Linked DNA regions of Homo sapiens: region 2 is linked to region 1. Evidence: chromatin contacts called from ENCODE Hi-C or POLR2A ChIA-PET data. All regions are on one chromosome and are shown on one strand. Each heading gives the region's core, a stretch centred on a gene start or an enhancer-like site at or near the end of the contact. The rest is flanking DNA. Distances are from core to core; before and after follow the strand shown.

Region 1 (4,070 bases), core at 662-3,161:
TAATCAGATATTGCCTTTATTTTGTCATGTCTCTTAGGTCTCATTTCATCTGGAAGTTTCTCAATTTCTGTCTTTTAGGACTGACTTTGTTGAGGAATATTGTTTTTTATTTAAATATAATTTTTTGTTTCACTGGCACTTCATCATCATTCAGGTTATGCATGTTCAATACTTAGGTGATGTGTGCTTTGCAGGTATCCAAACCCGAAGCATACAACATCAGTCTGTCCCTCATTAATGACATTAGATTTATCATCCAGTTAAAGTGATGTCCAGTTTATCCACTGTATAGGTGGATAAAGCAATAGGGAAATAAAGCAATCCATAGGGACACATTTTAGGGCATGAAAAATACGCTGTTCTTCATCAAAATGTCCTATCTAGATTGAGCATTCACTGACAATTCTTGCCTGAACTAATCCTTACTATAATGGTTACAATGGAGTAACTTTCTGACTCTTCCACTTCTTCCAAGTTTATCAGTCAGCATTGCACCACAGAGAAGAGACCTCCCTTATTCCTGCTTAGATATCTACCTATCTATTAGGCTACTCATGAATCACCATTTTTTTCAATGCTTTAATACTCATTCTTGGTCAGGCACAATGACTCACACCTGAAATCCCAGCACTTTGGGAGGCTGAAGCAGGAGGATTGCTTGAGCCCAGGAGTTCAAGACCAGGCTGGGCAACACAGTAAGATCCGTCTCTATTTCAATTTAAAAAAATAAGCCAGGCATGGTGGTTCTCGCGATTCTCCTGCCTCAGCCTCCTGAGTAGCTGGGATTACAGACACATGCCACCATGCCTGGTTAATTTTTGTATTTTTAGTAGAGACAGGGATTCATCATACTGGTCAGGCTGGTCTCTAACTCCTGACCTCAGGTGATCCGCCCACCTCAGCCTCCCAAAGTGCTGGGATTACAGGCATGAGCCACCACACCCAGCCTTTCCCTAATCATTTTAATGCACAAGTTGTCCCAGATTTGGTCACTGGAAGCACTTTCAAAAGCCGGCTCTGTGTCCTGACATGCCCCCTTTCTTTACTTTTCTTTTTCTTTCTCTCTTTCTATTTTTGAGAACTTCATTTGTTCTCTTACAAGTAGCCTTGATTCCTTTTAATGGGAAATAAGATCTTATGGAATCTTAATAGAAACCAAGATCTGGGCATCAGGTATGCTGCTTGCTACTGAGGTACCTTGCCTTCTAGGCTCTTTCATGAACAGAGCTAGGACATACATATTTAGATCATATATTTATGCATATTTAGGTCATTTTATATACATTTAAATCTGGTGCACAAATATTTATGCTGTACATGAACTTATATTGTATACATATGTGGTATGCGTGTTTCATAATATTATAAGGAATGCCTTATTCAGTTGACTTGTAACCATTTGCTTTTAATTTCCTCATGCAGGAAACTATTTGAATGTGAAACTGACTTTAAACTTGTTTACTGATTGAAGTCATCCCAAATGAACCAAAAAGCATATAGCCAACTTACTCAGAACAAGAATATGATGTACAAGAATAATGATCAAATTGAATGGTGAAACCCAAATATTATAATGGGGATCCAATGGAATGTGAAGTATATCAATAATGTCCATGTCTCTACCTAGTATGAAAGCCTGGTCTGCTACCCATCACTAAACCACTTATGAAACAACCTGTCTGCTCACTTCTCTGTGTCTTTCCAATAAATATCAGAGTGGCAGCAACTAGAGGATGGTTGGTGGCAGTTAAAGCAGAAAAAAAAGGTTGAGCATCTAAGAATTCAGGTCCTACCTCAGTTTCCTACCACATTTTTAGACTGGAAATAAATGCCTGAATTTGAAAATGTTTACATGGTTTGCATGGTTTCTGATTCTGTTTCTGTGTGTTACATTTCAAGGAACTAGATGTTTGCTATGACTTCAAGTGAAATTGAAATTGAAACTAAAATCGGGAACAAGTATGCACATGTACTTATGCTCTTGCATACTTATGTAATTACAAATATATATTCAATATAATTTAAGATTTGTGTACTACTGTCCGGGCGTGGTTGCTCACACATGTAATCCCAGCACTTTGGGAGGCCGAGGCAGGCAGATCACCAGGTCAGGAGTTCGAGACCAGCTTAGCCAGCATGGTGAAACCCCATCTCTACTAAAAATGTAAAAATTAGCTGGGCATGGTGGCGCACGCCTGTAATCCCAGCTACTCAGGAGGCTGGGGCAGGAGAATCACTTGAACCGAGGAGGCGGAGGTTGTAGTGAGGTGAGATCACGCCACTGCACTCCAGCCTGGCAACAGAGTAAAACTCTATCTAAAAAAAAAAAAAAAAAAAAGATTTGTGTACTACTCTTCTACCTATGGGCCCATCCTTGTTCCTTAGTCTCAGCTCTACAAATAAGTATATTAAGTGCTCACCATCAGGTTGTTTTCTCAATCTGTTTGGATGAAATTCATTGTCTAGTAGATCCTCAGGGAGACTACCTGTGTAGGGTATTCTCTGAGCTCTTGAGTGCTCAAATTTTTTCTTTTTTTTTTTGGAGACAGAGTCTCACTCTGTTGCCCAGGCTGGACTGCAATGGTGTGATCTCCTCACTGCAACCTCTGCCTCCTGGGTTCAAGCGATTCTCCTGCCTCAGCCTCCCAAGTAGCTAGGACTACAGGCGTGCACCACCATGCCTGGCTAATTTTTGTATTTTTAGTAGAGATGGGGTTTCACCACGTTGGCCAGGCTGGTCTTGAACTTCTGACCTCATGATCCACCCACCTCGGCCTCCCAAAGTGCTGGGATTACCGGCATGAGCCACCGTGCCCAACCTCAAACTTTGTTTTATAGCCTTAATCTTGAAGGCAGTTAGTTGGATATAACTCTTGCTTTGTACTTTCTTTCCCTAAGTTTCTTTAAAAAAAAACCACCAACACAAAGTTGCTCCAGTGCTGCCTTGCTTTGTATGTCACTTTTAAGAAGTTGGATGCCAACCTAACTATCCTTCCGTTTATAATTTATTTTATCTTTTTGCCTAAAGCCCTGAGGATTTTTTAAAATATTAAAATCTAACAATATCACTCAATATTGAAGTCTAATAGTATTAATAGGATATATCTCAGAGCTGTTTGTTATGAGAACTGATAATTGTATCATTATCAATTTTCCCCAGTACCTAGTAAGCCATTTCAATGTGTATACTCAAGTCTTCTTTTATTCTCAGAATTACATTTGCTGAATAATTTTTCTTCTTTAAGGACTCCAGTTCTACATGTTACATTTTCTTTGCCTGTTCTCCATTTCAGCCACTTTTTCTCTGACATTTTTTCTTTCTGTATTTAATTAAGTGTTCCCCTGCTTTTCTTCAATGCCCTTATTAAATTTGTATTTAAATCTATTCTTCCTTGGAGAACTTGTAAATATATTCATCATTTCTGATACAATTCTGTCTTTTCCTTTTTTTTCCCAGAATCAATTGTCATTGTCATTTTTTTTCCAGAATCCATTTCCTCCCTTTTCTTGTCCATTTCTTTCTTCGTTTTTAATACCTGATTCCAGGTGTTATGTTTCTCTTTTTATATCATCTAATGCTTGTCTCAGGACATTTATTCAGTTTGGAGTATTATATTCCTGTTTTTTTTCTACATAATGGTTGGATTTGGAGGAATATTTTTATTTGCATTTTCTGTTTTCCTTTTACAGTAGTTTTGTAGTAATTTGTTCTATTTCTAGGCATTTATTACACAGCATTCTAAGTATAAAAAGTCACTAACAGTTTAGTGAGGTTCACTTTGTTTAATGAATGATAGAGAAAAACTAGTAATTTTTCCTGTTTCTGCAAAAATGTATAATTTTCTCTTTCTCTTCACTGGTCACATCTCCAAGGTACCAACCCCTTTTCTATTTATCTGATTCCCCTCTAAATGCAAGGCTTCTCAGAGGCTGCCCCTTCTGGTTCTGCTCACTTTAACACCCTTTTCCTTAGCCACAGGTGTAAACTAACAAGTCCCAGACCAGGGTTCTGTATTTTGGCACATATTGCTGACATTTTCTCTTTCTGAGAATGATTTCTGTATGTGTTT
Region 2 (4,070 bases), core at 994-3,493, 56 kb after region 1:
TAATATTTGCATGTAACCTGTGCACATCCTCTCATGTACTTTATAATCTCTAGGCTACTTATAATACCTAATACAGTGTAAATGCTAGGTAAGCAGTTGTTACACTGTATGGGTTTTTTATTTGTATTTTTTATTGTTTTTTTCTTCCTGAATCTTTTCCATCCAAGGTTGTCTGCAGATGTAGAGTCTGCAGATGTAGAAGCCATAGATAGGAAGGGCCACTGTGTGTGCAATAGTGTCTTGAGTGTTCCAATAGGAACCTGTTTAGGACCCGGTGGAGGTGGAAAAGGGCAAGTGCTCAAAGCTACTGGGAAGGATCTGGGAAACTCCACAGGGATGGTGATACTTGGGTCAGGATTGAAAGATGAGTGGGCATGGGTGAGGGATGGAGTAGGAATCCAGGATTCTAGGCAGAGGGGGCAGTGAGAGCAAAAACAAAAAAGCAAGACACCGTCCCAGGAGTGCTGGGGACTGCAAATTCCCAGAACCCCAGAGCAATGAGGCTGCATGAGGGAGGGAGTTACGGGCTAGACCACGGTGTCCTGTGTTCCGGGTCACAGTGCCAGCACGACTCCACAGGAATGGGAAGTACTAACAGCCTGGACACAGGGCAGTGCCATGATCAGATTTTTGTTTCAGAAAGTTCCAGTAGGCTGGCACAGTTGCTCATGCTTGTAATCCCAGGCCTCTGGGAGGCCAAGGTGGAAGGATCACTTGAGCCCAGGAGTAAGATCAACCTGAGCAACATCGTGAGAGCCTGTCTCTACAAAAAATGAATAAAATTAGCCAGGTGTGGTGGTGTGTGTGCCTGTGGTCCCAGCTATTCAGGAGGCTGAGGTGTGAGGATCACTTGAGCCAAGGAGGTGAAGGTCGCAGTGAGCCGTGATCGTGCCACTGCAGTCTGGGTGTCAGAGCAAGGCAAGCAAGCAAGCAAAGAGTGGGGAGAGAGAGAAAGAGAGAGAGAGAGAGAGAAACAAAGAGGAAAGAAGAAAGCGAGGGAGGAAGGAAGGAGAGAGAGAGGCAGAGAAAAAAAGAAAGGGAGAAGGAAGGGAGGGAGGAAGGAAGGAAAGGAAGGAAGGAAGGAGAGAAAGAAAAGAAAGAAAGAAGGAGGGAGGGAGGAAGGAAGGAAGAGAGAGAGAACAAAGAAAAAACAAAAAGAGGCTGGGCACGGTGGCTCACACCTGTAATCCCAGCACTTTGGGAGGTCGAGGTGGGAGGATCACAAGGTCAATAGATCGAGACCATCCTGGCCAACATGGTGAAACCCCGTCTCTATTAAAAATACAAAAATTAGCTGGGTATAGTGGCATGCGCCTGTAGTCCCAGCTACTCAGGAGGCTGAGGCAGGCGAATCGCTTGAACCCGGGAGGCGGAGGTTGCAGTGAGCCAAGATCTTGCCGCTGCTCTCCAGCCTGGTGACAGAGCGAGACTCTGTCTCAAAAAAAAAAAAAGAGAGAGAGAAAGAGAGGAAGGGAAGGAGGAAGGAAAGAAGAAAGGAGAGAGAGAAAGAAAGAGAAAGAGGAAAGGAAGAAAGAGAGGAATGAAGGAAGAAAGGAAGGAAGGGAAGGAAGGAAGGAAGGAAGTTAGTTCCAATCATATTAACTAACTGAAATAATTTTCTTTTCATAGCAAACTATCCCCACAAACAGACTCTGCTTGTAGTGTCTTTCTGGTGCAGTAAACATTAACAGGCCTTAAAATACTAAGCTATTTTGTTTTTATTGTTATTATTATTTTTGAGACAGCTGCTCTGTCGCCCAGGCTGGAGTACAGGGACTCAATCTCAGCTCACTGCAACCTCCGCCTCCAGGGTTCAAGTGATTCTCCTGCCTCAGCCTCCCGAGTAGCTGGAATTACAGATGCCCACCACCACGCCTGGCTCCTTTTTGTATTTTTAGTAGAGACGGGGTTTCGCCATGTTGGCCAGGCTGATCTTGAACTGTTTCCATTATTTTTAAAAGGCAGTATGAATCAGTGTTAATAAAAGCTACTTTGAATGGTATGCTAATGAGCAATTAGATTGAGTTTCCCTGAAAAACTGGATTTAATAACCTTGGCCTACATTTACTTTCAAGGAACTTGGTTGTCTGCTTTGATCCTGAAAATGAAAACTTGTGGTTTTAGAAGCTACTATTTGATGGGGAGGTTGCAGTGAGGAAGAATTTTCCCCTGCAGCGGGTCTCCTTTGAGTTCTTTCCTCCCTCCATCCCCCCACGCCTTCATTCACTGTCTTTCTGTGAACCAGCATGTGCCTCATTTTGAAAACACTAGCGTGACCTCAACAACTAAGATTAAAGTAGCAGTTGTTAGAAAATAGCGTAGTCTTGTACCCTAGAGGATGTGGTAGCCCTAAATAAGCAAGAACTGTGCCACATTGAAGTTTTGGGGTTTTGGTTTTTGGTCTTCAAAGTAATTCATTTTCTCTGAAGAAAGCTGGAGAGTCAGGAAACTAAGAAAGAAATGGAGCAAAATGATCTTTAACTGTCCAGGGACAACCTCTGGTAATACTGTGGAATATTTTCTTCCAATATTTCTATTTTGTGTCTGTTTATTTATTTTTAATTTTTATTTATTTATTTATTTATTTATTTATTTATTTATTTATTTTTGAGACAGAATCTCACTCGGTCACCCAGGCTGGAATGCAGTGGCATGATCTCAGCTCACTGCAACCTCCACCTCCAGGATTCAAGCGATTCTCCTGCCTCAGCCTCCCGAGTAGCTGGAACTACAGGCACCCGCCACCATGCCTGGCTCATTTTTGTATTTTTAGTAGAGACGGTGTTTCACCATATTGGCCAGGCTGGTCTCAAACTCCTGACCTCAAGTGATCTGCCCGCCTTGGTCTCCCAAAGTGCAGGGATTACAGGCACAAGCCACCACGCCCAGCCTTATTTTGTGTTTTTTCAAAAATTTTTAACACTTGGGAATCATTCTGAGCGCAATATTATACGCTGCCCTTTTTGGCTTAACATGATATTATCAGAATTTCCCTACATCAGTAAAATGTCTTCATAAACATTGTTTCTTTCTTTTCTTTTCTTTTCTTTTTTTTTTTTTTAAGGCAGAGTCTTGCTCTGTCGCCAGGCTGGAGTGCCGTGGTGCAGTCTCGCTCACTGCAACCTCCGCCTCCCAGGTTCAAGCAATTCTCCTGCCTCAGCCTCCCAAGTAGCTGGGACTACAGGTGCCTGCCACCCCACCCGGCTAGTTTTTGTATTTTTAGTAGAGACGGGGTTTCGCCATATGGGCCGGGCTGGTCACAAACATAAACATGATTTCTAATGACTGCCTGATAGTCCATAATTTGGATTACACTAATTTCCTAACAAATCACCTACTAACAAACTTTTAAGTTCTTTAGAATATTTTATGATTATAAACAACACTGTGATGAAGAGCTTTATGCAGAAAATAATTGCTCACATATCAAATTGTTGTACTAGAAAAGATTCAGAAAAAAAGGTTTGAATGCTTTTATGGCTGTTAAAAAATTATGGTAAATATATATAACATGATATATATCATTTTAGCCATTTGTAAATGTACTATTCAGTAGCATTAAATGCATTTAAAATGTTGTATCACCATCACCCTATCTACACCCAAAACATTCTGTCATCCTCCGGACCCATTAAACAATAATACCCCCATTTTTCCCTTCCCCCAGGTAACCTGTATTCCACTTTCTGTCCTTATGAGTTTGCCTATTATAGGGACTTCATAGAAGTGGAATCATACAATATTCTTCCTTCTGTGTCTGGCTTATTTCACTTAGCATCATGTTTTCAAGATTCATCCATGTTGTAGCATATATCAAATTTTCATTCCTTTTTATGGCTTGTGTATATATACCATACATTCTGCTTGTCTATTCATCTGTGGATGGACATTGCGATTGTTTCTACCTTTTGACTGTTGTGAATAATGTTGTGATAAACACTGGTGTACAAGTATCTGTTTGAGTCTCTGCTTTCAATTCTTGTGGGTATACACCTAGAAGTAGGACTGCCGAATCATACAGTAAGTCTGTGTTTAACTTTTTGCGGAAACTGACACTATTTATTTTTTCT

What was found. A loop is a pair of places that touch in the nucleus more often than their neighbours do. ChIA-PET counts read pairs that join two places held with the same protein, here RNA polymerase II (POLR2A). Pooled maps may share reads with other maps.
Region 2: a loop to region 1 is called in a map of naive thymus-derived CD4-positive, alpha-beta T cell, with 8 times the contacts of the local background. The contact joins two enhancer-like sites. A Hi-C loop is called at or near these places in 8 of 168 maps with a recorded cell type or tissue (B cell, CD14-positive monocyte, CD4-positive, alpha-beta memory T cell and 5 more), 20 of 37 single-sample maps with no recorded cell type and 16 of 50 pooled maps. POLR2A ChIA-PET finds 5 or more read pairs at or near these places in 25 of 52 experiments (CD4-positive, alpha-beta T cell, CD4-positive, alpha-beta memory T cell, CD8-positive, alpha-beta T cell and 18 more).

What each region holds. Positions count from the first base shown.
Region 1 is chr14:91,020,765-91,024,834 of GRCh38, forward strand. The region is part of intron 1 of RPS6KA5 (ribosomal protein S6 kinase A5); the gene reads right to left. Among named protein-coding and RNA genes, the nearest start is that of RPS6KA5, 38 kb to the right of the region's middle. RefSeq lists enhancers at 1,600-1,649, 1,660-1,779, 1,860-2,019. Within about 2 kb of position 1,912, at least 8 of the 41 ENCODE cell types and tissues checked have a DNase peak (open chromatin) inside an H3K27ac peak, as active enhancers do; they include CD4-positive, alpha-beta T cell, CD8-positive, alpha-beta T cell, GM12878 and 1 more, where a contact is called at or near this core.
Region 2 is chr14:91,076,313-91,080,382 of GRCh38, forward strand. It overlaps a transcript of DGLUCY not described here. Among named protein-coding and RNA genes, the nearest start is that of RPS6KA5, 18 kb to the left of the region's middle. RefSeq lists an enhancer at 2,175-2,364. Within about 2 kb of position 2,244, at least 4 of the 41 ENCODE cell types and tissues checked have a DNase peak (open chromatin) inside an H3K27ac peak, as active enhancers do; they include CD4-positive, alpha-beta T cell, CD8-positive, alpha-beta T cell, GM12878 and 1 more, where a contact is called at or near this core.